Linked DNA regions of Homo sapiens: all the other regions are linked to region 1. A link is a loop called in an ENCODE intact Hi-C map of the cell type or tissue named here. Cell type or tissue: A673. All regions are shown on one strand.

Region 1 (4,000 bases):
GCTATAATGAATCAGAAATTGTCCAATAGGAAACAGTCCAATAGCCAGGCCGAAGAGATAAGTTGGCCTCTAAGGTGACACTGAGATTGGAAATGTGGGCCAAGGGGACAAGATGAAGATGGAGTAGAGACACAAGAAGAATGGGTTGGAGGCTGGGTGTGGTGGTTCACACCTGTAATCCCAGCACTTTGGGAGGCTGAGGCGGGTGGATCACCTGAGGTCAGGAGTTTGAGACCAACCTGAGCCTACATGGTGAAACCGTGTTTCTACTAAAAATACACAATTAGCTGGGTGTTGTGGTGCGTGGCTGTAATCCCAGCTACTCAAGAGGCTGAGGCACGAGAACTGCTTGAACCCGGGAGATGGAGTTTGCAGTGAGCCAAGATCACACCACTGCACTGCAGCCTGGGAAACAAAGTGAGGCTCCATCTCAAAAAAAAAAAAAAAAAAAAAAGCGGGGGGTGTTGGAAAGAAACTAAGGAAAATGAACAGAGCGAGGGAGAAGGTGGACGACTGGCGAGGGCCCCAAGGGAGTGGAGAGCGACAGCAGCGTGTGTGCTCAGGTAGACTTCTGTAGGAAGACACCTGCACATCTGCCAGGAGCGACCTGAAGACCAGCGCCTGGGGCTTTGATCTCCTGGGTGTGCGTCGGGGGGCAGGGGCGGTGGTGCATGCCAGGTCAGCTGGGGGTTGGGGTGGGGCAGGGAGTGTGCTGCAGTGACACCACCAGCTCCTTGAGGCAGGGAAGATGACTGTAGTCTCTCCAGAGCCTACCCATGGCATGGAGGAGATAGCACACATGTGCTAAATGCATCAATGAATGAGTGGATGCAGCTTGATCAGCATGTGGAGCAAGATTCGGTGACCATGCTGTATATCAGGAATGGCTACATGCCTGTTTATGCTTGAGGCTCCTCACTCTGTAAGTGAAGTCGTTTGGAGACCCCAAATGCCTGCGGCTGCGTGAGAGTATGACGTTCTCAGGACTCGGAGGGAAGTGGACTTCAGCCATAGGCACGCGGAAAACCACCGTGGTCATATTTCTTGGCTCCCGTAGGTGGCAGCAGTGGACAAGCCCAGCTGCTTCCCGGGCCTGGCTTGGCTTGTTCTGCATTCTAACCTCACACTGCCTGGGGTCCTGCCTTTCACACCTGCCTGCTCAAAGGCAGCCCCTCCTCCTCCTGCTGTTCTAGGATCCAGCTGCTGGACCCACATCCCTGAGTAGCTGCAGCCCTGGGAAGCTCCAGGACGACACTGAGACCCTGGGAGGCTGGGCTCGGACTGTGTGTGGCTAAAAGGAAGGGCACCTTCTCTTTTCTTCCTCCAGTTGTGATCGCAGCTTCTCCTCCTGCTGGTCTGGCATCAGAGGCACGGCCATGTTTTCCGAGATTCCTGTAGAAGGAAGGTGCCAATGGGATGGTGAGAAAGAAGGGTAAAAGGAAGAGTGTGATATTTGGGCAGATGACAGAGTTCAAGGGCACCCCAAGAAGAAAGGAGCCTCTGTGAGTTCCTTCTGGGGCCTCTTGGTGGCAACCTCTGCTCAGCTGAAAGCCCTGAGAGGAGCAGCTTCCAGGGTTATTGTCCCTCTGCTGTCCCTCCCACTGCCAACATCTGTCACTGGAAGGGAATCTTCCTCTGTGTCTACTAATCCTTTTACTATTGAGCTCATTCATTTCCTGTTGAGTTTCCAGGGAAGACGCAAAATAGCATTTCCCCATCCTCTGATAAAGAGCCCTTCAGGGCCAGGCACAGTGGCTCACGCTTGTAATCCCAGCACTTTGGGAAGCCGAGGCAGGAGGATCACCTGAGGTTAGGAGTTCGAGACTGGCCTGGCCAACATGGTCAAACCCCGTCTCTACTAAAAATACAAAAATTAGCTGGGCGTGGTGGCGGGCGCCTATAATCCCAGCTACTCGGGAGGCTGAGGCAGGAGAATTGCTTGAACATGGGAGGCGGAGGTTGCAGTGAGCCGAGATCATGCCATTGCACTCCAGCTTGGGCAACAAGAGAGAAACTCCATCTCAAACAAACAAACAAAAACAAACAGATAAACAAAAACAAAAGCCCTTCACAAAAAAAGGAAACCTCTCTAAACCATCTGACATCTTTCTCTGCACAAGTGGAGGTGCTTAATTTCCAGCCTCAGAATCGTGTCTCCTGTTTTTCACTCCCTCTGCAGCAGTGGTTCTCAAGCCTGATGAACGCAGGCCATGTTAATTCACAACCAGGGATGAGCCCAAGCCTTGGCGATGGGACCATCATGAGGCCCAGGGGAGGGCTGAGCACGTCAGCAGGGATCAGCTGCTGCGTGTGTCTGCGTCCCTGCTGATGCCGACCTCTGTCTTCCCCCACATGACTGCCACTGGTGCCTGGTTGCCTGCTCTGGCTAGTGTGCTCATCTGAAGCTGGCTGTCTCCTAGCCCAGAGTGTGGGGACTTTTTATTCTTCTAGGAGTCTCTTCGTGGTTGCCCTGCTTTTCTGAGCTCCACAGACAACATCCTAGAAGTCGTACAGCCCTGCTTTTTACTCTATGTAGGGAAGACTCTGCTACAGTCCATGTGCTTCCAGACATGCTCAGACTGAATCCTTATAGCATTTATTTGTGGTAAGTGTTATTATGCCCATTTTACAGATAAGGATATTGAGGTTCAAAGAGGGTAAACTGCCCAAGTTATGTGGCTAACTTCAGGAAACTTGGATTCAAAAATCCCTCGTATAACATTTCTGACAGAGGGTCATCTGCTTTCTGCTCAAATACTTGCAGGGATGAGGAGCTCACTACTTTGCAGGGTAGTGCATTTCATGGCGGACAGCTCTGTTTCCTCCTACTTTTGAGCCAAGACATTTCCCGCTAACTTCTTTTCACCTCTACTTTGGCTCTTTGGAGCAGTGTAGCATATCTTTCTTCTTAATCTGATGGTCCCTTAAATATCTGAACAACAACATCAAAATATCACATGTGTCTGGAACTTTTTTTTTTTTTTGAGATGGAGTCTCGCACTGTCACCAGGCTAGAGTGCAGCAGCGCGATCTCCACTGACTGCAACCTCTGCCTCCCAGGTTCAAGCGATTCTCCTGCCTCAGCCTCCTGAGTAGCTGGGATGTAGTCCATCCCAGGGTGGTGTGGTAGTGGTATGGTGCACACCACCACGCCCAGCTAATTTTTGTATTTTTAGTAGAGATGGGGTTTCACCATGTTGGCCAGGATGGTCTCGATCTCTTGACCTCATGATCCACCCACCTCGGCCTCCTAAAGTGTTGGGATTACAGGTGTGAGCCACCGCGCCCAGCCCCCTTTTTTTTCTTAGACTGACTCCTGCTCAATCCCTCACCTGAAGTCTCAGTGACCTGGTTACTTTCCCATTTATCTTAAGTGTGAAGGCTAGGTCTTGACATAATACTTCCATGGGTCTGAAAGGTATAGAGTAGAGTAGGGCTCCTCTTACCTTTTAAAAATTTAAGCTCTATATTTTTGTAGTAGGTGAATTACTAACAATGACCATTTACTGGGGACTTTCTATGTTCTAAGTTCTGCCAAATTCTACTAGGCACTGGGCTAGGTCCTCCATGTACCCTATTGCTAATTCTCAAAATAACCCTTCAAGGATGGCATTGCCATCTTCTTTCAGCTAGATTCTTGGTCTCAGAGAGGGCCATGGATAACTCAAGGTTACATAGCTACTAAATAGCAGAGCTGGGATGTGAACCCATTTGTTTTTTTCTGATTCCAAGGAGCTAAATGTTTCTACCAGACAGCCTCCCCAACACTGCTTATGATTTTTAGCAGCTCTGTCGTGGTTGGCCCCTATTAAGCTTGTGGTCAGTTTTAAAACTTGCATTTTTTAAAAATAAGTGATTGTTAAAATGCGTCCTGTTTCAGTGTGATTGTCCTTTTGATCCCAAAGGCAACACTTCACATTTATTGGCAGCCTAGTCTGCTGAGAGGTCCTTATTCTGTCACGCCATTATTCTTCCCCTTTGACTCCCTTACCCATTTGTT
Region 2 (4,000 bases), 530 kb after region 1:
TAATCTCAGCACTTTTGGAGGCTGAAGTGAGAGGACTGCTTGAGCTCGGGAGGTAAAGACCAGCCAGGGCTACGTAGTGAGGTCCAGTCTTACAAAATAAAAAAATAAAAAAAATTAACCCAGTATGTGCTACATGCCTATATTCCCAGCTACTCAGGACCTGAGGTGGGAGTATTGCTTCAGCCCAGGAGGTCACGGCTGCAGTGAGCTATGATCATACCACTGCATTCTAGCCTGATTGACAGAGTGAGACCCTATTAAAAAAAAAAAAAAAGAAAGAAATACTGTATATCAGTTACATCTCAATTTTAAAAAAGAAAAAAGAATTTCAGAGCTGTGTGCCCTGTCATCCCCTTCAGGCAGATGAAAGAAATCTGTCCACATGAGGGTGCCTCCCTCTTTCAAGGCACCCTCCCCATCTTGACCCAAGTCAGTACAGCTTCTCACACCCTGTACCCCATGTCTGCTGCTCACCAGTTGCTTGTGTGACTTGCGCCTGCTCTTTGCAGCTCCTCAAGTTCATCCCAGAGAAGAGTGACATTGACCTCCTGGAGGAGCACAAGCATGAAATTGAGCGGATGGCCCGTGCTGACCGCTTCCTCTATGAAATGAGCAGGTTGGGCCATGGGCATGGTGGGGATTCAAGCAGGTGGGGTTCTGGCAGGTGGGGCAGGTGGGGCTCTGCCAAGAGGAAGGGGATGGAGGTGGGCAGGCTTGAGAGGAGACTGGAGCTGGCTCCGGGAGCTGGGGCTGGCCAGGATAGGGGTGGGATACCTCAAGATATGGTTCACCTTGTCTACAGGATTGACCACTACCAGCAGCGACTGCAAGCCCTCTTCTTCAAGAAGAAATTCCAGGAGCGGCTGGCTGAGGCAAAGCCCAAAGTGGAAGGTAGGGCTGAGGGTTGCAGGAGGCTTAGAGTGGAGAGTTATCTGAGAAAGGCAGGGTGGGTGGGAGCCAGTGAATAGGGGCAGAGGGAAACCCCTTTCTTATTCTCAACCCAAAAACAAAAACAAAAAGTCAAAGACAAAATCTAAAATGATGATTATTATAAAAATATGCACTTGCTTATATTAGCACATGCGCCAACCTTGTGACATGTTCCTTATGCCTCAGCATGCAAGCTCTCCAAGGTGGGGCGTCTGTTGACATCTGCCCCAGCATGGGATGGAAAGGTAGAAAAGATAATAATAGCCACACCTACAACAGTGCCTGGCTGGGACTGAGCTCATCAGTCTTTACTCTACTTAAGAGGTACTAGGCTCATAGAAGACTTCTGGGCACGTTAGTTTAAGTGTGAGCCATTCAGAAAGTAGGAAATTGCACAAGCTGATTTCTAAAGGCATCTGATTTTCTGAGTCAGGAACACTTCCAATACAGGCCATTTCCAGATGAGAAATTTGTAGTTCAATGAGAACCATGCGCCAAGCACTGTGTGAAGCACTCTGCTTGGTTGGTCCTCATTTGGTCATCACAGCAATCGCACGGGTGGGTGCTATTATTAATTTCCATGTGGCTCCATTCTCTCCTTTCTAAAGTAGGGCTGTGTTAATGTCCCGAGGCTGTGACACTGGTGAGTGGTGGAACCAGGGTAGGAATGCAGATGCTGATCTTCAAAATCAGTCCCTTCCCTCTTGTCCCCTAGTACTCCCCAGGGGCTGCCTGTGCTGATGGCACAGCAGGGAGGGGCGTGGAGTTGTTGGGAGAGGCAGGAGGTCAGGACGGTGGGCAGAGACATGTGGACCCAGGAGGCAATAAGCAGGAGAGGCTGGGAGGCTCATTTGTGGGGAGGACAGGGTCAGCAGAGTGGAGCAAGAAAGCCTGTTTCCAGGATGTTGAGGTTACCAGGCTGGGGGCAGAACAGAGCATGGGCACCCCCTGCTGGACACCAGGGCCAGTCAGTACTCCCTGAGATGCCCAGTCCAGAGAGCAACCCTTCCTGAAATCCATTGAGATGCTTCAGGGATAGTCTATGGATAGGGTGGAGCATGCAGAGCTAAGGCAGACATTTTCTGTAATCAGATCTTGTTCCCCCTCACACTACACACACACACAGCAAGGGACCTGCAGGTGGTAAGCATAGATAATCAATCAAGAGGGAAAGAGAGCAGCAGTGACTCTCTATTTCTAAGGTCTGGCCATATCTCCTGCCCTGGTGATGGGTGAATCCTTATCTTCTTCACAACTTTCTTTCATCCTGCTGCAGACTGCCTTTGGAGCATGCAGCACAAGTAAGGGGTTCAGCCCAAGACATGTGTGCACAACTATTTGTATGTCTTGGGTCAGTGGAACAAATGTGAGCAATTGCCATTTGGAGATTTGGAACCAGAGTAGCTTAGCCATCAGAAAGGTTTAATCTCAGACAGTTTCCTGCTCCCAGGAGCCTAAGAATTAGTCAGTGGAGGCTGGGTGCGGTGGCTGATGCCTATAATCCCAGCACTTTGGGAGGCCAAGGCGGGCGGATCACAAGGTCAGGAGATTGAGACCACTCTGGCTAACACGGTGAAACCTCGTGTCTACTAAAAAATACAAAAAAATTAGCCGGGCATGGAGGTGGGCACCTGTAGTCCCAGCTATTCAGGAGGCTGAGGCAGGAGAATGGCATGAACCCAGGAGGCGGAGCTGGCAGTGAGCCGACATGGAACCACTGCACTCCAGCCTGGGCAACAGAGCATGACTCCATCTCAAAAAAGAAAAAAAAAAAGAATTAGTCAGTGGATATTCAGGAAAGAGTCTCCATTTGATATCAAGCTAAGCCGAGTAAGATGTGTTTGGGATAGCAAGATCTGCTGGGGAAAGCTACTCTTCTATAGCTCTGCTCTATAATAATTGCTCTGTATAGCAATGGCTGCTGTCCTTGTATAGACCAGACATAAGTCTCTTTCCTCTAAGAGCTAGATAGGAAAGATATGCCTAAAGTTGTGTATTATAGAATCAGATCAGTGTGTGTGACTATAAGTGGAGAAAAGAGGATTGTGCAAAGATGGGATTCTTATTCTTCCTTCCAGTTCTCCCAGGAAGTATTCCTGGAAGAGCTAAGATTTAGCCTATCCCAGCTAGGTGTGATGAGCTGTTGACACCTGCCCTCCTATCCCCAGCAGGGGCTCTGAGTCCATTTGCCAAAAGCTAGTTCACCAAATTTGACAAATTTACCAGTTCTTCTATGAATATATTCATGAACTTACAATTCTTGAATATATTCTTCTTATGAATATATTGCTGAATATACCACATTTACCGATTCTTATTATAAATACATTCACCGAATATAGTCAAGATGAATATGGTTGCAAATGTAATATTCTTATGAATATATTCATGAATATATTATTCTTGTGAATATATCTAAAATGTCAGAACTGCATCTGGGCGTTTTCCCATTTACACTGATTTCCTTTGAACTCTTGTCATTTTCTGTTTTGCCAACATTTTAGCATTTTTAGGAGGATTCCTTTGCAGATTTTCCAAATAGCATATAAACCTTAGAAAAAACATCCCAACCAATATAAATTGCCAGAAACTTTCCCAAGTATTCTTTTTAAATAAACTATTTTTGAAACATAACATGCATATAGAAAAGTACACAAATCATAAGAGTCCTACTTGAAGAATTAAAAAAGGGAACCACATGTGTAATCAACACCCAGGTCAAGAAATACAGCTTCCAACCCCCCAGAGCCTTCTTCATGTCCCCCTCCCAAACTTTACCCCCCTCCCTCCTCTCTAAAGGTCAAACCCATCTTGACTGCTAGTTTAGTTTTATCGGTTTTGAACTTTATTTTTTAAATTTTTACCTATTTTCTTTTTGAGACAGGGTCCTGCCCTGTCACCCAGGCTGGAGTGCAGTGGTGTGATCTTGGCTCACTGCAACCTCTGCCTCCTGGGCTCAAGGTATCCTCCCATCTCAGCCTCCCAAGTAGCTGGCACTACAGGCACATGCCACCAGCCTGGCTAATTTTTGTATTTTTGTAGAGACAGGGTTTCACCATGTTGCCTAGGC
Region 3 (4,000 bases), 620 kb after region 1:
GAAGCCATTCAACTCCCTCTTTTTTTACGTTCTTTCCCAGGAGATGGGTGGAAAAGACAAGCCCAGCCTCTCAGAAAAACAGGGTGAAATCTTCAGCCAACAAGAGAATAAACATAATCTTTGGCAATCTTGCAAAATTCATGACCAAAAATAGACCCAAAGCAAAACAAACACATCCCTTTACTCTTTCACTCCTGACAATTAAAAGGAGACCAAATCAGTCTATTTCAATAATTTTGATTCCATATTACACGAAAGACAGGAAGTCATGTCCACCAAGTGACCTGAAAAATATGGACACTTTCTACTTTTTCATGGAGTTTTCACTGTATTCTTTTTGTTTCTATCTCTTTCTCCCTTCTGCCCACTCTTCCTTCCCCTCCCATCCTCCTCCCTCAGTTCTGTTCCAGGCTGAACATAGCATACAGCAAGTGGATGATGTCCAAGGCAATTCCTGGGTCTAGAAATCCATCAAGAATGATGCCTGGAGTCCAGATCAGAGGATCCTGAATCATCTGCCCTTTTCTCAAAGTGAGGAACAAAGCAGTGAGACTTGGCTCTCTAGTTGTTTTTCTCCTACCCAGCCTCAAACCTGGCCATGTCTCAGAATTAAGCACTGGAAAAGAGAAGAAGCACAACTCACTTTGGTGGAACTTCATCCAAAGTTGCAATAGAAATATTGTTCTTCTGACCCTAGGTTTGAAAAAAGTGGATAGAAGTTGGGGTATAGAAATAAGTAGAATTAGAAGTAGGGATGATTTTCTCCAATAGAAATATTTCATCAGCCTTTGGACTGTAGAGCAGAAAACTTTTGTCTTCATAGAACATTGAATATGTAAGAGAGCCAGTTGATGACAACTGCTGATAGTGAGGGGAGACGGTAGGGGCAGGGGGTGGGGATGATGTCCTGGTAATGGTAATAGCCAATACCCTTGACAATGACACTAGTAGCTCAGACACTAGAGGACATCTGGTGATGGTGGCCTTTTCAGCATAGATAACAATGTCCCCAGTATCTTACATGGGCTTTGGTATCTCATTAAGCAAGGAGCTGTAATATTTAGAGATGAATGCCAAAAGAACACATCATTCCAGTGAGTGAACATATAGTTGATAAAAAAATAAACATGGCATACATTACAGTCACCCAGATGACTGGAGTTGTCAACTGGCACTGACAATTTCTAAAATCACTAGGGAGGAATATGAGGGGGCTGAAGGCCACTCAAAATAGACAGTGAAAGATCCAGAGGAATGCCATGTTTGGACACTATTGCCATCCTATGTTTATACCAAGATGACGAACAGAGCCAGGAAGCACGGATGTACTGTTTTAGATGAAGGCCACAGAGGCTGATATGTGAGCACTGCTTGCAGGTTACAAAGCCTTATTCCCATGTAGGGAACTATGTTCATGTGCATGGCAGTGGAAGACTGGGGTCAAAGAGACAGTCACTGAGAGACCAAGCAGAGAATGGGACATTTCTGTCTTTTATAGAAGCTGTGCAGTGGGTGGCGGGGAAGAGGGGTGTTGATCCTGTGAGATGATTTCCAAAGGTTCCCACTAGGTGGAAGTGTTGGTTAGTACATGAGTCAGCAAAGGTTTCTCAATGAACCAATTTTTTTTTTTTTTTTTTTTTTTTTTTAAGGGCTGAATGGGAAATGCCACTGTCACAGATAAGAAGATGGGGGTGGGGAGTAAGGGGTAGGGTTGGTGGTCAGGGAGGCAGTAACTTGGTTCAAGATCACCAAGGAATAGCACTGTCCCATCCTCCCTTGCCTCAGACTTCTAAGGACAAGGCAATGAGCTCAGATTCTGCTTCCAGTTATTTTTAACTTCTAATCTCTACTTCTACCACTGAAAACAAGAAGTGCCAGTCTAAGACCTATTAGTTGTTTTGATGGAATAGAGAGGTTAAGGGTCTTAGACGGTAAACCCTGTGGCTCCCCATCGCCTGTGAGATAAAGTTGAAATGCCGTAACATGGCTTGTGAGACATTTTCCTGCTGCAGAATTTCCTTACTTTTACTAGTCTGTTACTTGAAGCTCCTTAAATTCTCCCATGATGCTTTTTGGGTTCTGAAAACCTATGCCTTTAATAGGTATTGCTTCTTTGGGAAGCATCACCTGACCTATTTATGGAGATTTGATCACCGTTGACTTTGTGGCATTCCTTTACCTAATCTGTACTGTGAAGGATTTAGGTCAGAGGTTGTATGATGGCCAGGGACCCAGAACCACCACACATCTTCTCTACTAAATCAGTCAGGACTCTGTTGCTTGTGACAGAAATCCAATTAAGTCTACCCTAGACAAAAAGGAAATGTTTTTGGCCTCAGGGAGGGCATGGGTACAGCTGGGAAAGACTGGATGAGTGACAGTTATATTTTCTGGAACATTCTCACCGATTTTTCTATTGCTTTGAATGTCAAATTCTTTCTTTCTTGTGAAAGACTGACTCTCTCTGGTGGGAGATGGGGTCCTGGCTGCTTTATGCTCATCTCTTACCAACTTCACTACAGGAAAGGTAAAGGCTCTTTACAACCAGAATTCAGTTTAACAAGGACTGACACTGGCAAAAGATGAGCATATGCTCAAAGCAGGGCCAATCATTACTGTTGCTCTGATTGGCTTATCTTGGGCCACTTGCCCACCCTATAGAGTGTGATTGACAATCTCACTCAAACTGCATGATTAAAGTCAGAATAGAGTTTTTCAAAAGGAAAGTGCTCTTACCAAAAGAAAAAGTTTTTCTTTTCACTGGGTAAAGAATAGTGGATGTCTAGTCTTCTGCTCCCCAAAGAGACATTTATAAAAAATGAAGTCAGAACTCAAAGTGTCTCTTTATTACTTGACAGATCAGTGTCTTAGTCCATTTTGTATTGCCATAAAAGAATACTATGGATTAGGTAACTAGGAAAAGAAACTCATTTCTTATAGTTCTAGAGGCTGGGAAGTCCAAGATTGAGGGTTTGCATTTGATGAGGGTCTCCTTGTTACATACCATGCCAGAAGGCATCACATGGAAAGAGAGGAAGAGAAGAGGGCAGAACTCATCATTTTATCAGAAACTCACTCTGATAATGGAATTAGTTTATTCATGAGGGAAAAGCCCTGAGGACCTAGTCACCTCTGTTTATACCCCACCTCCCAACACTGTTGCATTGGTGATTAAGTTTCCAACACATGAACTTTGAGGGATATATTCAAACCACAGCAGTCAGTGACATGTAACCTTCAATACAGAGCTCTGAATTAAACACAAGGCTGGGGTTTGAGGTTTTGGCACAGATTGCTACCTACCCTCCACACTCAAAGGCCATGGATTAGAAACCAAGATACTTAGCTAAAGAGAGCTGAGCTTCAAACTGCAAGCAGGAAGGAATTTGATGAAGACACTCAAATAATAAAGATCATGAAAAACTTCCTAGAGCTCTCATTCCAGTTGACAGAATGAGTGCGCTGAATCAGGACCCTCTTATAGGCCTAGTCCTTCATCAACTAGTAAATGAGACCCAACCAACATCTCAGCAATATCTTTAGATGCAACAGGTCTTCCTTGTGTGTTGAGTAGAAATTAAGATGGAGAGGGTTGGTTGGTGGGAGTGGTGGAAGTGTTTCCTCATCAACATTTACTTGCTTTGTGTTTTATCAGAACTGTGAGCTCAGGTTTATTGTCCTCACTCAAGGCTATAGTCAACCAGGAATGAGACCTGCTCCTTCACTTGGGCAAGTTCCTCCCTTCAAGGTAAACACTTAAGGCTGCTTCCTAGTACCACTGACTTTTATAAATTCCTGAGCCCAGAGAAATGGGCAGTTCTTCTGTTGGCTCTAGTCTAGAAGCTTCTGAAATGGATAAACCAACACATTTGGCCCAAGCTCATAGTCAGATATTGACCCCTCAATTTTATTTCTTAACTCAAATTGTTGCCTGCCATGGATAAACCTGGTTCACTAGAACAGTGGGTACCTAAAGTAGCACACATAGAATACTCAGTGT
Region 4 (4,000 bases), 1.7 Mb after region 1:
TGAAGGGGGAAAAGTCCGGGGCACTAATCTGGCGTGACTGGCAGCACCCGATGGGGTAAGGAGGACAGATGAGAAGGGTAGGAGAGGACTGGTGGGGATAGGGGAACAGGGAAGGGATGGAAAGGCCTGCTTCTGAAGGCTTGCATCTAACAGAAAAGGAAGGGAACCTCCCTGACTTACCATGCGGGACCCAGGTAATTTTCATACTGGAAGCACAATCTACAAAATGCTTCCCTCCAACCCATCCCCATAGGTACAATTTTACCAAATAAAATCATTCATACTCACATCCAAATTTGCCAATCTGAGCAAAATATAGTTAGTAACAAAGGAAGGCAATTTTCATATTTTATCATTCATCATAGAAAAAAAGCTTTAATATTTTTTAATTAAATACAGAAGAAAATTGTGTTGCCAGAGAGATTGTTTGCCTGCCTTTGAACAAATTAACAACACCTGTTTGCAAACAAAAGAATTTCCAGAATGGAGTCAAACCCTTTATTCTCTGTTCAGGACCCAGCCCATTCATGTCTTTTGTATACAGTATCAAACACATAGTAGGTGCTGAATAAGTATCTGCTGACTGAATGGGGTGCCTCTTTTATCCCTATCCTTTATTTCCCAACCCTAAACTGGATCTTGATCCATGGGGAAAATATCCCCACCCATCCATTCCTAGAGTAGCCCTGTCTCTTTCAACAGTCTTTGATACATAACATTGGTTTAGAGACATATGCCTGAAGGGAAAAGAGGGAGGGTTTCAGGCAGAGAAAGAAACACACAAAGACAGGGCACAGAGACTAGGCAGAAACAAAAAGATCTAAGACAGAGAGAGAGAGTAACTGAAACACAGGTGCAGAGCGGGAACAACTGTGGGAGACAGGGACAGAAAAACCAAGTCAGAGAAACTTAAAACGCACACCATTGGAGATAAAGAGATAAAAGGGCTGGGCCAGAATGATCATCTTGAAGTTTCTACTCAGCTTTAATGTTTTCTGATAGAGAAAATGGCAGAGAGAGAGGAAGACACGGCCTAAGCAGGAGGATAAAGAGACAAAGGAAGTTAGTAGAGGCAGAGGCAGCCAGCCAGGCGTGCCTAGCCGGGAAGCCTGGTCCTACCCCGGCCTCACACCCACGGGGATGGGCTCCCATGCCCACTTTCGGCTCCTACCTTAAGTCCAGCCACCCTCTTCCCCTACCCGCCCCTAAAGATCTCCAAACCACTCGGCAAATCAAATCCTCTCTCCCCAACATCCTCCGTGAAGCATTCTCGCTGCTCCAGCCCGCACTCAGCTCTTCCCCTCTCAACTCCTAAAGCCACACCCACCTCCCCTAACCACAGGGCAGGGCTGTTTTCGAGTTTGCCCTTGGCTCCTATGAGCACATCTTGACTCCTGCAAAAGAACTGTGTGCTTGTCAGGGCTCCAGACCCTACCTCCTATATTCCAGTATTCTTCATGACACCAGCCCAATGCCCGGTCTTCCTAAGTGCTCAGTGAATACTTTAGGGCCTGACCGGCCCTAAAGTGCACGCGGGGACCGTGGCCGTCCCCTGGTCAGTTTGGCAGGCTGGCCACGCTGAGGCCATCTCCTGGGCTCCTGCGCCCTCTGCCGGCCAGGAGGGGACCCGCACGCGGGACAGCTCGCGGCCGGAAGGGCGCGCCTGCTGCTGGGAGGCTGGCGAGGACGCGGGCGGCCCTGGCACCGTCCGAGGGTTCTGGGAAGGGTGGTGGGCACAGCCAGGAACAGCTGCTGTGTTCCTCTTAGGCGTAGGAGAACAACCCCTCTCGCCCCTACACCTCCTCCGGCCCTGCCCGCTGGGCGCTCAGAGCTTCTCGTCCAGCTCCAGGCCCTGGTTATCCCGGGCGCCCCCGCGCTCGGGGCCTGGGCTGCCGCCGTGTGTCCCACTCAGGTAGTTCTGGATGGCGGAGGCGCAGTCTAGCCGCTCCATGACGGTCATGAGGTAGTGCAGCTCCTGCAGGCTGCCGTTCTGCTCCTCAAACAACTCCAGGATGGCCGCTGCGGGGCTGCGCTGGCAGGACAGGAACCTGGCCCGAGGTAGGGGAGGAAGAGAAGGGTGTAGGAGCAGGGAGGGGCTCCCCCCCTGCTGCAGGCTCCCTGGGCTGCGCAGCGCAAGGTCCGTCCCTTCCCCATCCTGTAGCTTTTGTCCTTGTCCTGCTCTTGCCTGCCTTCCAGGGCACAGGAGGTGGGAAGCCCCAGGGCTTTGAAACTTGAGATTGTCCTGGCTTGGAGGCCAACTCTGACCCCTACTCCTCTCTAGGCTTCAGTTTCCTCTTATTAAGATGAGGGCTTAGACAAGAGGACCTCTAAGTTTGCTACAGTTCTGATGTTCTGTAATTGCCTTCTCTACCTCCCCCACTCCAAATACACCCCTAGCCTCCCCCTAGCCTCCTAACTCCCTCCTTCCTCCCTCTCTCCTAGGCCACAACATCCTGCTCACTACTAAGGAAACAGTTGCTGTAAACCATGGCTTTTTATCACGACTCTCCCGTCCACTAAAACCTTCCAGAGTCTCTCACCTCCTAACCAGCCCACGCTCCATGAGCCTTTCTGGCTCATCCAGCACCTGGCCTTGCCCTGTCTTTATGCTTTCTCTCCTTTCTCCCATCCTGAACCCCCTTAGCTCAGGCCTCTCTCTTTCTCGCCTTGCACACACTACACCCACAGCCACCTCTGCTACTCCCCAAAACAAAATGGCTGATCTCTTCCCCATCACTTCCTCCCTGAAGCCCTTTCTAGTTCACCCCTCCCAGGTGGAAGAGAACATTCTGCATCCCTCAGTTCAGACTTCTGGTCATAACGCCCGCAGTTCATTATTATTCTTGCTTCAGCTGTTTTCTGTCTCTCTTCAATGTGTTATACAATACTGGATTCTTACAGGAAGGCACAAGGAACACTTGCCTTTATTTTTCAAGCTCTCTGAACCCTTTACTAGTGTGTGCGCTCCTAGGCGCCGGGACCATGCCTCATTCATCTTGTATCATAGTGCTTAGCACAGTTTCCAGGGCATAATAGGTACTTGATAAATGTTTAAATGAATGATTTAAAAATCCACCCTGTAGTTTGCAGACCAGCCTGGCCAACCTGGTGAAACCCCGTCTGTACTAAAAATAAAAAATTAGCTGGACATGGTGGCGTGTGCCTGTAATCCCAGCTACTCGGGAGGCTGAGGCAGGAGAATTACTTGAACCCGGGAGATGGAGGTTGCAGTGAGCCAAGATTGCGCCATTGCACTCCAGCCTGGGCGACAGAGCAAGACTCCGTCTCAAATAATGATAATAATAATAAATAAAAATCCACCCTGTTTTCAGGGTCCAGCTCTAGCCCCATCACCAGGATAAAGTCTTCCCTGACCGCTGCACTCATAGTGTAGTTTCTGGAGCTTAGCTCAGTATTCTCCTGCTTTCTGAGTTCCTTGACAGGGATCATGACTGCACTGTCACCATTATTGATAACATTTATTGAATTAACAAGTGTCAGGCACCCAGCTACATGCTTTACACACATTATCCTATAATCTGTCTTGCTCCTCCTCAGGGCATAGCATGGCAAGCACTCAACATGTACCAAATAACTTCCATGTTAATGGATTCACTGTTAAATGTTAATTGAGCACCTACTATGCACCAGGCATCATTCTAGGTACTGATGATACAGTGATTAATAGAGCTGCCCTTTTATGGGAAATAGGGTGGACAGTAGCCATTCTCTGACTTTTAAGTCACTCCCTTGCCTGTGATCCAGTCTCCAGAGTGTCCTGAGGAACCCCATTCCAGCCCACCCTCCTCTACCATCCACAGACCTCACCCCTCTTCCTACCGGATCTTCATGCCGCAAAGCCCCAGGTGGGAGGCCAGTCTGCGCCAGTCATTGCCGGTGATGCTGTTTGGCTCCAATAACATCCGCAGCTGCTCAAAGAGCTCTGGGGGCAGCCTTAGGCAGGGAAAAGGGTGTTCTTGGAAGAAAGGGACAAACAGAC
Region 5 (4,000 bases), 1.5 Mb after region 1:
AGTCACTAAAAATCATTGTCAGTGGTGAGAGTTGTTTCTGATAGACTTTTTGTGTATGGAAACTCAAAGGAGGCAGAAGAGACAGAGGCATTATGAGATGGGCCATGTGAAATACAAGATCATGTGAAATGATTGGGGAATCCAGAGAATGGAACCTTGGCTCAGGAGATCCTCTGGCTGGAAAAGGAGGACTGGAAGGGGGTCATGGAGCAGGCTTGGGGAAAAACGGGCTGGCCTCAGATCTTCTGTTACCACTACCCCTTCTCAAAATTATTTTCAGGGAATATTTTCATGCTGTCCTAAGTCATTTGGTAGACTTTGTTACTCAAAGGTTCATAGCATCTGAAGAACTGACAATATTTTGAGTATTTTACCAACGTATATATTTCTCCCCACCTTGAGAGACAATTGAAGGCTGACAAAAAGAGTTATTTACATCTATCTCTCTCTTGTCCTTTCTCATCTCCCTTTAACTTTCCTTCATTTCACAAGTGAAGGCCCATACTACCAGGCTGGTAGGGAAGACAGGAAAAGAGTATGCCTACAAGCCTCACAGGAAATGGAGAACAGCAGGAGGAGCTAGCACCAGCACCGTTTATGACTGCACAATGCACTGCTACATAACAGATGTTTAAAAATTCCTTGAGTCCCTAAGGCCTAAGATCATAAAAGAAGAGATCACAGAGAAATAACAAAGTATATAATACCATGATTATATGGTGCCAACAAAGCCAGAGTTTGCAAAAAAGAAGAGTGGCCAATAGATAAAATAAAGCAGAGTGAGCACTGGGGACTATGAGAATTGATTGGATTTTACCATTAGGATATTATTGATGACCGTAGCAAGGATGGTTTTATGGAGTTATTAGGGACTGAAAGCTAGATTGTACTGAGATACAGTAGAATAAAGACAAGTGGAAGCTAAGCAGCGAGCACCAAGTTTGAGAATAAAAATGTTGGTAACTTCAAGAGGAGGCTCAAAGGTGGTTTTTGAGAAAAATGAGCAATGTCTGTAGGCTGAGGGTGGGAATATGGAAAGGGGATGTTAAAGCTATCAAGGAAGCTGGGTTAATGGAGCAAGATTGCAGAGGAAGAAGTGAGGAAGGGTACAGTGGAAGGATTGGCCTAGGGTACTGAAGGAAGGAGGATGAGAGTCTGTGGGAATCCCAGTGGAGTTTGGATGAGTAATTGCTGCAGTTCTCTCAGCATCTCTGGGAGAGCACAGCCCAGCCTGGGCTTGGAGGGCTGTGGTATATCAGGGGCAAAGTTTCCATGAAAGCTTAAAAAGTAGGAGATTTTGACAACGGAGGGAGGATTTGGGAAAGCAGGTGGGGGAAGGAAGGGTTCATTATAACAGAAGCCAAGGCAATAAGCACCTGAGAGAAAAAAGCAGATAATGAAAGGAAAAAGAAAACTGCTACATTTTTTCATGTGGAAATTGATGGTTATAAAAATAAAATCAGAAATCACTGACCTACAAAATTCAACTTCAGTGTGAGTCCCTGTGGTGGCAGAACTTTCAAGGTGGTAACTGTGGTGGATTTATGGAGGAGTTGGTGTGGGCCTTTGTCTTGCTGAGTTAAAGGCAGATATCTTGGGTGTGCACAGCAACAGAGAGGGCTCTGATCTTTCTCCATGGAGAGACGTCTTAATGTATAGGGAGTAGGGAGGGCCCTGGTCTGGTCCCAGCAGGGACTGTCTTGCAGTGAACAGACACACTAGGTATTAAGTAGATCAAAGAAAGATGATGTGAAAGTCTAGGAAGTTTTTAGGGGAAAGAGTCAAGCTTAGACTGCATATTAAGAAGATAAGGTAGTTTCTGGCAGGAGGCTTTGGACATGGATGTGGTGGGAGAGGAGGGAGAGAGGAGACCGTCCTACTAGAGGGTGCCTGTGGGAGAAGGGAGGCTGAGGTCCAGGAGACCTGTAAGTTACAAATTTTGTGTCTTCTGCGCCTCCTTGTGGTCAGCCATTTCCACTCCCAGCTCAGCTCTCAACTTTTCTCCTCACTGGTTTCTGTCTAAATGCCTCAGCATGGTCTCTGAGGTCTCTTGAATAGTCAGCTTCCAAATGGCTCTGCCTTCCCAACAGCCTCCTTCCTGTAGTAAGCATGCCAGTATCGCCCAGTGAGTAGATAACTTTCTCATCGCCTCACCTGGTTCATATATTTGGGTGTTATGGCCACTTGGTGCACCTCCTCTTTCTCTCTCCAGCCTTCCCAGATGAGCACCTCTCTGTTCTCACTGAGTCCTGGGGAAACTGGTCAACAGCTTGATCTTGGGTATCTATAAGACATCATTGCTGGGTTGGATTTGGCTAATTAGTGGCTGCGTGGTCTAGGTAAGTTAATTAACTCACTCATCTTGGGTTAAGGATGTAGTCACATAACATACAGATATGTCTGACACTCATAGTAAGTGCCTAGTCAGTGTTAGCTACTCTTACTACTAATGCATCCTTTGTCAGAATCCAACTCCAGGCAGACTTAGGAAAGCCTGCAAGTTAACCAGGGTCCTAACTATCATACCAAGATGCCATGCTAGCCGCCTACATGCCTAACAGATGCATCCCTTTTTCAGTATCCATTGCTTGCACTTCAGACCTTTGCCAGAGCCCTCCAACTCCAAATGTTCTCTCCAGAGTTCCGCAAAATTCAGTGGACATAATTGGGGAGGCAGAGGAGAGGCATTCTAGGCAGTACTTACACCGATTGCATGTACCTTGGAGGATGAAAATGACATCTAAATATTCATTCTTCCAAAAGCTACATTCTAGAATTGCAATATTTTAGCTTCAGGTGAAGGTGCTTTCTCAGAACTAGTTTGTTATTATGTCCTAATCCCATTAAAATTGAGATTAGGCCAAAAAAAACATTTTTGTAAATGCCTTGACATCATTTTTGTACCATCTAAAGAGAGCCAAAAGTGGCTTTTAGAGTTATTGCTACCTCTCTCAATTCATTGGTAGGCTTCTAGCTATTACATAATAAGAGAAAATGGAAGAAATGGAAGAAAATACCATTCATTAAGCCACTGAATAAAGTCACCTCTGAAAGTTGCCCTCCAGTGCTTGGCATCACAGAGGCTCCACTTATATAATAACTTCCTTTGGGTATATACCCAGTTATAGGATTGCTGGGTCAAATGGTATTTAAATGGTATATAATGGTATTATAAATCATTCTACTATAAAGACACATGTGCATGTATGTTTATTGCAGCACTATTTACAATAGCAAAGACTTGGAACCTACCAAGATGCCCATCAGTGATAGACTGGATAAAGAAAATGTGGCACATATATGCCATGGAATACTATGCAGCCATAAAAAATGATGAGTTCATGTCCTTTGCAGGGACATAGATGAAGCTGGAAATCATTATTCTCAGCAAACTATCACGAGGACAGAAAACCAAACCCCGCATATTCTCACTCATAGGTGGGAATTGAACAATGAGATCACTTGGACACAGGGAAGGGAACATCACACACTGGGGCCTGTCGGGGGGTGGAGGGCTAGGGGAGGGAGAGCGTTAGGAGAAATACCTAATGTAGATGATGAGTTTATGGGTGCAGCAAAACACCACGGCAAGTGTATACCTATGTAACAAACCTGCACATTCTGCACATGTACCCCAGGACTTAAAGTATAATAAAAAAGAAAACTTTCTTACTCTCCTCCTTCTCTTATCATCCTCCATCCTTCCCACTCGTACTCCCTCCCAGTGTGCAAATCTTAAAGAGACCAGCACCATTATTTATGACCATATTTTTAGTGGGTGAAGATTTGATCAGAAAAGGGATTGATAAGGAAAAGAATTCCAGAAATTTGGAATGAGCCAAGTGCTAAGATCCTGTGGTTACCCAGCTCTCTTACTTCTGATTGAGACAGGGGGAATTTGAGCTATGGGATTAAAATTGTCTCTCTACCACTTAATATTTCTCCTTTCCAACTGCATGTCACAAGGGCTGCTTCCGAAAGCTTTGCGCAAAATTCCGAC
Region 6 (4,000 bases), 1.2 Mb after region 1:
ACACACACACACGCGTACACACACACACACACACACACACTCCATTGTGGCCAGGGGAGGGGGTCATCATCTATAGCCATGCCTGTAACTCCAACTCAAGAGTGCAGGCTCTGACATGTTCCCTGTCCCTGCAGGTGTCTGTCCGTCTGCAGCTGTCTGCTGTCGCCGGGTGCATTTGGCAACAGTCTGGCTCAGTCCCTCTGCGGTCTCCACTCAGGCTCTCTTCTCCCTCCTGCTCTGGTTTTCAGAGGCTCTATCTCCCTAGAACTCTCTGTCTCTGTCCTTTGTACCGGGCTGATGGGAAGACGAGTAGGACACCTCCCTCAGAAGGTCTGTGCAAAGTAAGGCACTGTCCACCTCGGAACGGTCTACTGCTCTCCCTCCTCCCTGCCCAGGCCAACCTTAGAACCAGGGCAGGGCTGGGTGGGAGACAGAGACCTAGGAACCCAGGCATGGCTAATGCCACTTTCCATATTGCTTCATCATGCCATTCTGATGCCCCAAGCTGCACACACACACAATCCCCCTGATCTGCTTTCTGCCTGAGGCCAGCATAGGGTCCCTGAACCTGCCCTACCTGCCCCCACAAACTGCAACCATGCCTTCCTTCCTCCCATCCGCTCTGCATCAACCCTTCCGCACTTGGCTTTACCCCACCCCACCCAGTCCACAGAGCTCAGGGAGTCCCCGGCGCCCCCACCTAGCCCCCAGCAATGGCTCTAGCCAGGCCTTGCATGTGCGGAGATGCAACAGAGTGGTCTGGCGGCAAAGTTCTCCTGCTGTTTTCAACGGTTCCATCCACCCGTGGCTCCCCGTCTCTCCATCCGGCTCTCCAGTCTCACATGGACCCGGCTCTCCCCGCTCCCCGCCAGAGTTTCACCCCCACTGTAGGAAATAAAGACTAAAGAAAGGAAAGGAAATCTCTCGCGATAAGGATGGGCGAAAAGAGAAGGGGGTGTCCGCATGAGCACCTAGGATGCGGGGAGTCTTCAAGAGAAAAAGAAAGGGATGCAAAGTTCCCGGTTCCCTCGGGTGCGTTCAGCCCCGCGCCGAGCTCCCGCGGACACCCGGGATCGCAAAGACGCAGCGCCGGCGACCACTCACCTGGGCGAGGCAGCATCTACCCCCGGCTGGGTGGCACCGAGGCCGGCTCCGCGGGGCGCCCGGGCTCCCCGGCTCGGCCACGCATCCTTCCCCGCCCGAGACAGACTCGAGCTAAACCCTCCGGCGGCTCCGGCGAATGCAGGCAGATGGTGGCCTCGGACGTCCACGCGGGGAAAGCCCTGAGCCGCTTATTCAGTTATATCCATGGCATTTAGCAAGAAGAAGGGGGGAAAAGCACAACTTGTTCTCTTCTCTTCCAGATTAAAGAAAAATAATAATAATAATCCCTCCCTAGGAGGATGCCGGTAGGATTTTCCGGATCGAAGAACCCCAGGCATTCCCAGGAACCTCGGGCATCTTGGAATGTGGGGTGTCTTCAAGTTCAGACGAGCCTGCCGGGTTGTGTATGTGTGAGTGTATGTGTGTCTCAGCGAGAGGGAGCCAGGCACTCACACCCACACGCACACACAAACACACTCCCCCGTACTCCCCGCATGCACACTGCCCCCCACGCGCGCGCGCATACGCGCGTACCCGGTTTCTCTCTCCGCTCCACACACACACACACACACACACGCACACACACACACACACGGATCACACGCTCCAATCTGGGAGGGAGTCGGGCGGGCTGCGGAGACAGCGCAGGGCCAGCAGTGGAGAAAACCCAGCGGCCAGAGGCGCCCAGGAACCCGGCGGCCGTGCGCACCGTCCCCGCCGAGCTCTCCGGCGCGGCAGCCCCCAGTGGCGAACCGCGGAGCTGCAGGAGCCGAAGGCAGCCTCTGCGCCCGCTGCCCTGCCCGCTGCCGAGCGCACCCGCTTCCGAGACGACCAACACCGCCGCGGAAACCAGAGGGATTCACGGTCCTGGCAGGGGTGGCGCGGGGACGCACGGTGGGGCGGGAGTGGGCTGGGGCCGCAGTCGCGGAGGGAGGTGGGCAGGCCGCGAGCCCCGGAACCGGGAGGGCGGTCTCCGCGGTCCAGCGGCACGGGCAGCCCCTGCGGAAGGCGAGCCGGGCGGCCAGGGCTGCACCTCTGCAGCTGGCGACGGCGCTGCCACCTCACGTGCCTAGCGCGCCCTGCAGCCGTCAGCCCGCCGCCTGCTGGAGGAAAACCCGACCGCGCCGGCCCTAGGCTGGGAGTGGGGGCTGGGGCGATCGCGCCCACCCAGTCCTGGGGCCCAGTTCAGATTCTCGAATCCTGGTAAGGGACCTATGAATAACGAGCGCCCCGTGCACGCACACACACGCACTTTGACTTTTCATGATTATTACAAGAATCAGTGAAGGGTGCAGTGGCGCCAAGTGTTTGCACAGCATCTTTACAACTCTTCACTTGTTTGATCTTCTCAGCAACCCTCATTTGATGTATAAGGAAACTGAGGCCCAAAAGAGTAAAGTGACTTGTCCAAGGCATGTGGTAGGTAGCGGAGACCCTACTCAAAGCAGACTGTGAGCTCACAGTCAGAACACCCAGGTCTGGCCAAGGTCTCGTCTTTGGTTATCCTCTCGGTTCACTATAAACAACTAGTTACCAGAAAGGTAGGACCGTCCTCTGCCTTACTGGACTCCCCAAGAGGCATTTCCTTCCTTCTAAAGGAAATGAAATTTTGAGATTCCTGTTGGTACTCCAGCTGGTAAATCCAGGGGCAGGAAGAATGTCAATGTTGCAGTCCTTCTCTTCTCTCCTGGTGGCTAACACATCCCGTGCACCTGTCCCGGTTACCCACAGGGAGGCACATGTTGCATGTGGATGTGTCTCTGCAGCCCAGGATTGGCTCGGCTGGATACATCTGTAACATACGACCCTGTGTCCTCTCTACACACATGCATAACTGCAGAAGCCGAGGCAGCTGGTCCTCATGTGTGCACCCTCCACATGTGCACCCCGGGAAACTGCCAAACTGGCATGCTGCATATCCTTGAAGACAAGCCTCTCCCTGCAGGAATTCTGGAAAGCCTGGTGGGGGAGGGGCATGGCCAAGATGAAACTCAAGGTATATGGGGTGGGCCTTGGAGAGAAGGGATCTAACTCAGGAGCAGGGAGTGAGGGATAGAGGTAGGGAAGAGTCATGAGAAGGAAAGTAATGAGGAAGGAAGAGGTGAGTAAAAGGAGGTGTGGAGTAGAAACTGGGGAGGGCAAGTAGGGAAGAGGAAGGGGAAGGGAAGAAGGAGGGGAGAACAGCAGGGAAACTGCCTTACTCTTTGCTTACCTGAGGGCTTGCCTACTATTGGCGGGAGCTCCCAGGAAGAAAGGCTTAGGAAGAACCACAGCCTGGGCTCAAGCCTTTGAATTCTCCCAAGGGTTGGGGGCAGTGGGCTAGGTTATCTCCCCTAACCCTCAGTCACCCATGAGACAACCAGAACGGAGTGGCAGGGATAGGACCAAGCTGGCACCAGAGTAGAAATGGAGCTGCTTTTAGAAACCAGAAAAGCATTAGAATGATGTGAATGAGGGATATAGGAAGGATGGATCAATCTCTGCTCTAGAGTGAACCCAATACTCCATCAAGAAGTTTTCTCAAGTCAGAAACATGGATATTCCATGAAGAGCCAAGACCTGGGTCATTGGTAATTCTGAGAATTACTGGTTTATTTTTCTAATTACATTTGCCCCAACATAACCTGAGTACTGTGCTGGGGCACAGGTGGCCTGGATGCTCACCATGGCTTTGTATTAACAAGCAATGTGACAAGTCCCTTTTCCTCAAAGGGTTTGGACTGTGCATTTGCTAAGAGCCTTTCCAGCTCTGGGAACCCCCAAGCAACCTTGACAGATGGAGCAGGATGGGGACCACATACATCTTGAGAGGCCAAGAGAACACCAATCTACAGTCACCGTTTACCATGAAAATCCCCAGAAGATAATCCACACTTGGATCATGAAAAGGTGAAAG
Region 7 (4,000 bases), 950 kb after region 1:
AGTTCCTGGGTAAACACATTGCTTCTCCAAGCTCGGTTTCTCCATCCATGAAAGGCGAATATTAATCATGGTACCCACCTCCTCAAGCTGGCATGAGATGCACATGAGAGACGTGTGAGAGAGTGTACATGAGTCATGCAGCCTGGTGAAGAACGCCCTACAGACGCTCAACAGGGCATGCTCAGCATGTGCTGTGCTTCCAGCCCCTGGGAGGCTTGAGGAAAGTGAAGGTGGCAAGTGGAGAGGGGATGGAGGGCCCACTTCTGTGATTCTGTGGCCAGGACTCTAGTCCCTAGAGTTTACAGGGCACTTTCTTCCCTGCTCACACAGAGCTCAAAACCCAGCACTCGGGGTTGACTCCACCTGCATGCAGCCAGCACATCCTCTCTGTTTGGCAGGAAGCAAATCATGTTCAGTGGCTCTGCAGCCACATCCCCTAATCCGAACTGGGAATGGAGGCCACAGTCATTCAGTAGAAAAGTGAGTTAGAGAATCACACACGTACGCCTCTTTGACCTTCTAGGAATTAATACCAATGTTTTATAAAGTGTTGCCAAGCCACTTTGAGGGCCTTTTAAAGTAAAGCTCATTTGCAATTCACACATTGAGGTTGATATGGAACTAAGTGGTGCCAAGAGAAAGAGTTGTGTCTACACACTCCCCAATAAGCTTCTTCAGAGGGTTATCTCCACCTAATGCTCACTGACATGGAACTAAGCTTTACAGCCCCAAGAACTGTATTGGTGAAACAAAAGTCTGGAAAGATAAATACCAAACTTATACCAGTAGTTAACTCTAGGGTGTGTGTGTGTGTGTGTGTCTGTGTGTTTATGAGGGGGTGAGACATTCCTATTTTCCTTCCAGTATTGATACAGTGCTTGGCTCTGTTGTGATGAAGATTGTTTTCAGATATTTTACGTGAAAAAAATTAATAAAATAAGAAAAAAGAAAGGCACCAAATGGGATTGTTCTGTGGAATACACAATATTATAGACGTATGAAGAAGGACCTGCACTTCCTACACATGAAAGTAGTTACGATTTATAGAGCCCTGATTTGGTCCCAGGTGCTGTGTTACAAGTGCTAAGCTACTGAGTCATGCAGATGACTCCACAAGGTAAGCATTATTCACCCCATTTGCAGAAGAGGAAAGTCGGGGCAGGGGTAGAACCACACCCTAAGTCATCAGTGCATGCATTCGCAGATTAGTGTGAAATCACAGAGCAATGAGAAATGGATTTCCTCCTCCCGGACAGAGTCAAAGAACCTCACCAGGAGGCTCTCCCTCCCTCCCTACCTAAGAGTCTTCAGAGAAAACCTTACAGCATCTGTTCACATGATATCAAGGAGCAAAACGCCAGCGAAATTAGAAACCCCACCATTCCGCCTTGCTGGAAGGAGCCAGGGAAGATAATCAATCTTCAAGATGAGGCTGCGAAGCAGAGCAAGCCAGGCTTGGCCCTTTTCAGAAAAGACCCCAAACAGGGGGTCTGGGCTGTTATCTCCTGGACGCTGGTCCTGTAGCCAGCTTCCAGGGGATAACAGGGGCGGCAGCCCGAGAGGGTCCCCTTCTCTCCAGAGGGGGCAGGCAGCAGGCTCACAGCTGCCCTCTCCCAACATTAAGACAAATTTATAGGAGTGCCAGCAAGGCGTAAAACACACGAAGATAGGCTGTTCCTCACTCCAGCCTGGCTATTCAACCCCCTCACTCCTTCTCCAATTCTGCTTCCTCACCTGCTTCCCGTAGCTGAAGGCAGAAGAATGCCTTAAAGACCCTTCAGTCACCGACAGAACAAGCCTGGCCTGGAGCCGCTCTCTTGGTGGCCACGCCCACCGCAGCCCCAGGACCCCTGGACCCTGTGCAGGGGGCTGTGTGCCCTTCCCTGGCTCGGCTTCTCCAGATGTTCCTTGTGGCTCTCCCTCCCCTTCCTCGCACCTCACTGGTGGCAAAGAGCCAAAGCCCCCGCACACAGTCAAGCTGGCAACCCAACTACATGGGATTCCTATGGCTGCAGATGGCCTGAGACGACTCTCAACCTTGACAGGATCTAGGGCTGGGGGCTTGAGATAGTCAACCAACGCCCAGCCCCTGGACGGGGTTAGAGTCACTCCTCCACCTCGTGGTCATTGTTGGAACTACACCCTGGGAAAGCCTGTCCTGAGAGGCACTTACTCCAAGGGATGATGGAGGAGGTTTGATGATGATGGTGATGGTGATGATGTGATGATAATGGTGATGATGTGATGATAATGATGATGGGTCATGAGTGTAATCACTTACCTCTTGCCACTTTCTGCTCACATCACCTCCTCAAAAGGGCTTTTCCCTGACCACCCTGTGTAAAATAGCACCACCACTCTCCTTAACCCTGCCTTATTTTTTGTAGCACTTATCATCTAAAATATTATTAGTTTGCTTATTTGTTGTTCGTGTAAGCTCCAGGAAAGCAGGAGCTGTGTTTTTTTTCACTGATGTATCCTGTGTAGCTAGGATTACCTCACAGTTAGCAAGTGTTCAATAAATATTTGTGAAGTGAAGGGGTTGGTAAATGACTCCTCAATCTCTCCCTGTGCCCAGCAGTCCTCCCAGCTCCTGGCAAGGCCACAGATCCCTCTCCCGCAGACTGAGTTTGCCTGTAATACTGGGAACAATCCCCATGCTCGTCTGGGAGATGTAAGGACCCTGTGTTAGTCTGTTTTGCATTACTAAAGGAACACCTGAAGCTTGGTAATTTATAAATAAAGGAGATTTATTTAGCTCATGGTTCTGCAGGCTGTACAAGAATGGCACAGGCATCTGCTCAGCTTCTGGTGAGGTCTCAGGAAGCTTTTACTCATGGCAGAAGGCAAAGGAGGAGCAGGTGTGTCACATGGAGAGAGAGGGAGCAAGACAGAGGGGAGGAGGTGCCAGCCTCCTTTTGACAACCAGCTCTTGGAGTGAACTAATAAAGTGGGAACTCATTCATTACTGCAAGGATGACACCAAGCCATTCATAATGGATCCTCCCCTATGACCCAAACACCTCCCACTAGGTCCCATCACTTTTCAACATGAGATTTGGAGGGGACACACATCCAAACTATATCAGACTCCAGGTCTCAAATCTGCTGGTTTGGCCCCCACCGGCCTGTGGTGGTCTTGCCCTTGGTGGTCAAGACCCTGCCCTTGGTCCTCGCCTTTAGCATCTGCATCCCATGGTGTCATTCCTTGCATCTGCGTCCTCCCTGCCTCATCCCAGTGTCCATGCATGTTGCCCTCCCACTGATTGCCAGGCCCTGGGCTGGGTGTTTTGTGTTCACTACCTCTGATCTTCATGGCACCCTGCAAGGTGGGCATTGATTATCCTCATTTTTAGATGAGAAATGAGTTCAGAGAGATGGCACAACTTTGCACATGTGATTTATGCCACCCCTGTGTTTTCCAGAGATGGTCCCAATGATGCTAATGGGTGAAACAAATAAAGAAAAATACACATAAAATAAAGTTTCCATGGTGAGAAATTTCAGAAAACACTGGGTTCAGCAAAGCAGAATTTTTTCTATCAGGACTTCTTAGACTCTTTAAAATGACCATGTGCATGGCAGCCCCCAGTGGGGAGGGGTATATGCAGGGCACAACATTTCCCAAACCTATCTGAATTTGGAACCACTTATCCAAGGAGCATCTCACAGGACATGGCTTGGATAACAAATGCAAAATCGGTTTCAATCCTCCTGGTCAGGAATTAAGATCAGTGGATCAAGATCGGTTTCAATCCTCCTGGTCAGGAATCAAGATCAGTGGATCAAGATTTGTTTCAATTCTCCTGGTCAGGAGTCAAGATCAGCGGATCAAGATCGATTTCAATCCTTCTGGTCAGGAATCAAGATCAGTGCATCAAGATTGGTTTCAATCCTTCTGGTCAGGAATCAAGATCAGTGGATCCAGATTGGTTTCAATCCTCCTGGTCAGGAGTCAAGATCAGTGGATCAAGATTTGTTTCAATCCTCCTGGTCAGGA

What was found. Peaks named below come from ENCODE experiments on the same cell type or tissue, not always from the same donor. Only the 100,000 strongest peaks of a DNase experiment are listed, where the experiment ranks them.
Region 2: a loop joins it to region 1, with 7 times the contacts of the local background. A loop is called at or near these places in 82 of 110 quality-filtered maps.
Region 3: it touches region 1 in a loop (4-fold over the local background); 5 of 110 quality-filtered maps call a loop at or near these places.
Region 4: it touches region 1 in a loop (5-fold over the local background); 18 of 110 quality-filtered maps call a loop at or near these places.
Region 5: a loop joins it to region 1, with 7 times the contacts of the local background. A loop is called at or near these places in 3 of 110 quality-filtered maps.
Region 6: a loop joins it to region 1, with 6 times the contacts of the local background. A loop is called at or near these places in 4 of 110 quality-filtered maps.
Region 7: a loop joins it to region 1, with 7 times the contacts of the local background. A loop is called at or near these places in 57 of 110 quality-filtered maps.

Annotation. Positions count from the first base shown.
Region 1 is chr6:39,361,127-39,365,126 of GRCh38, forward strand. It overlaps KIF6 (kinesin family member 6), which reads right to left. Exons shown (of 23, transcript NM_145027.6): 17 at 1,308-1,392. The region is part of intron 2 of LOC107986594 (a long non-coding RNA gene); the gene reads left to right. Among named protein-coding and RNA genes, the nearest start is that of KCNK16, 40 kb to the left of the region's middle. In A673, CTCF peaks have their summits at 1,040 (motif pointing right), 1,258 and 1,524; DNase peaks (open chromatin) are centred at 1,075 and 1,605; H3K27ac peaks cover 1,028 bases.
Region 2 is chr6:39,890,832-39,894,831 of GRCh38, forward strand. DAAM2 (dishevelled associated activator of morphogenesis 2) reads left to right here. Exons shown (of 25, transcript NM_001201427.2): 18 at 510-616; 19 at 803-891. It overlaps DAAM2-AS1 (DAAM2 antisense RNA 1), which reads right to left. Exons shown (of 4, transcript NR_125831.1): 2 at 792-932; 3 at 475-548. Among named protein-coding and RNA genes, the nearest start is that of DAAM2-AS1, 4.5 kb to the right of the region's middle. In A673, a CTCF peak has its summit at 1,879 (motif pointing left); a DNase peak (open chromatin) is centred at 1,880.
Region 3 is chr6:39,979,693-39,983,692 of GRCh38, forward strand. It overlaps LOC102723789 (a long non-coding RNA gene), which reads left to right. Exons shown (of 6, transcript XR_001744112.1): 6 at 400-649. Among named protein-coding and RNA genes, the nearest start is that of MOCS1, 47 kb to the left of the region's middle. In A673, a CTCF peak has its summit at 1,565 (motif pointing right); a DNase peak (open chromatin) is centred at 1,569.
Region 4 is chr6:41,026,548-41,030,547 of GRCh38, forward strand. UNC5CL (unc-5 family C-terminal like) reads right to left here. Exons shown (of 9, transcript NM_173561.3): 8 at 3,841-3,954; 9 at 348-2,048. The coding sequence ends at 1,826. Among named protein-coding and RNA genes, the nearest start is that of UNC5CL, 11 kb to the right of the region's middle. RefSeq lists enhancers at 1,162-1,231, 1,302-1,501 and a silencer at 1,642-1,751. In A673, CTCF peaks have their summits at 1,606 (motif pointing left) and 1,808; a DNase peak (open chromatin) is centred at 1,624.
Region 5 is chr6:40,843,848-40,847,847 of GRCh38, forward strand. No RefSeq gene overlaps it. Among named protein-coding and RNA genes, the nearest start is that of UNC5CL, 190 kb to the right of the region's middle. In A673, CTCF peaks have their summits at 565 and 1,982 (motif pointing left); DNase peaks (open chromatin) are centred at 584 and 1,954; H3K27ac peaks cover 561 bases.
Region 6 is chr6:40,585,837-40,589,836 of GRCh38, forward strand. It overlaps LRFN2 (leucine rich repeat and fibronectin type III domain containing 2), which reads right to left and starts at 1,528. Exons shown (of 3, transcript NM_020737.3): 1 at 1,105-1,528. RefSeq lists silencers at 1,701-1,800, 1,891-1,960. In A673, CTCF peaks have their summits at 1,863 and 2,227 (motif pointing left); DNase peaks (open chromatin) are centred at 1,265, 1,755 and 2,175; H3K4me3 peaks cover 2,479 bases; H3K27ac peaks cover 2,253 bases.
Region 7 is chr6:40,306,763-40,310,762 of GRCh38, forward strand. No RefSeq gene overlaps it. Among named protein-coding and RNA genes, the nearest start is that of LINC00951, 47 kb to the right of the region's middle. RefSeq lists enhancers at 1,262-1,829, 1,830-2,396. In A673, a CTCF peak has its summit at 2,122 (motif pointing left); a DNase peak (open chromatin) is centred at 2,089.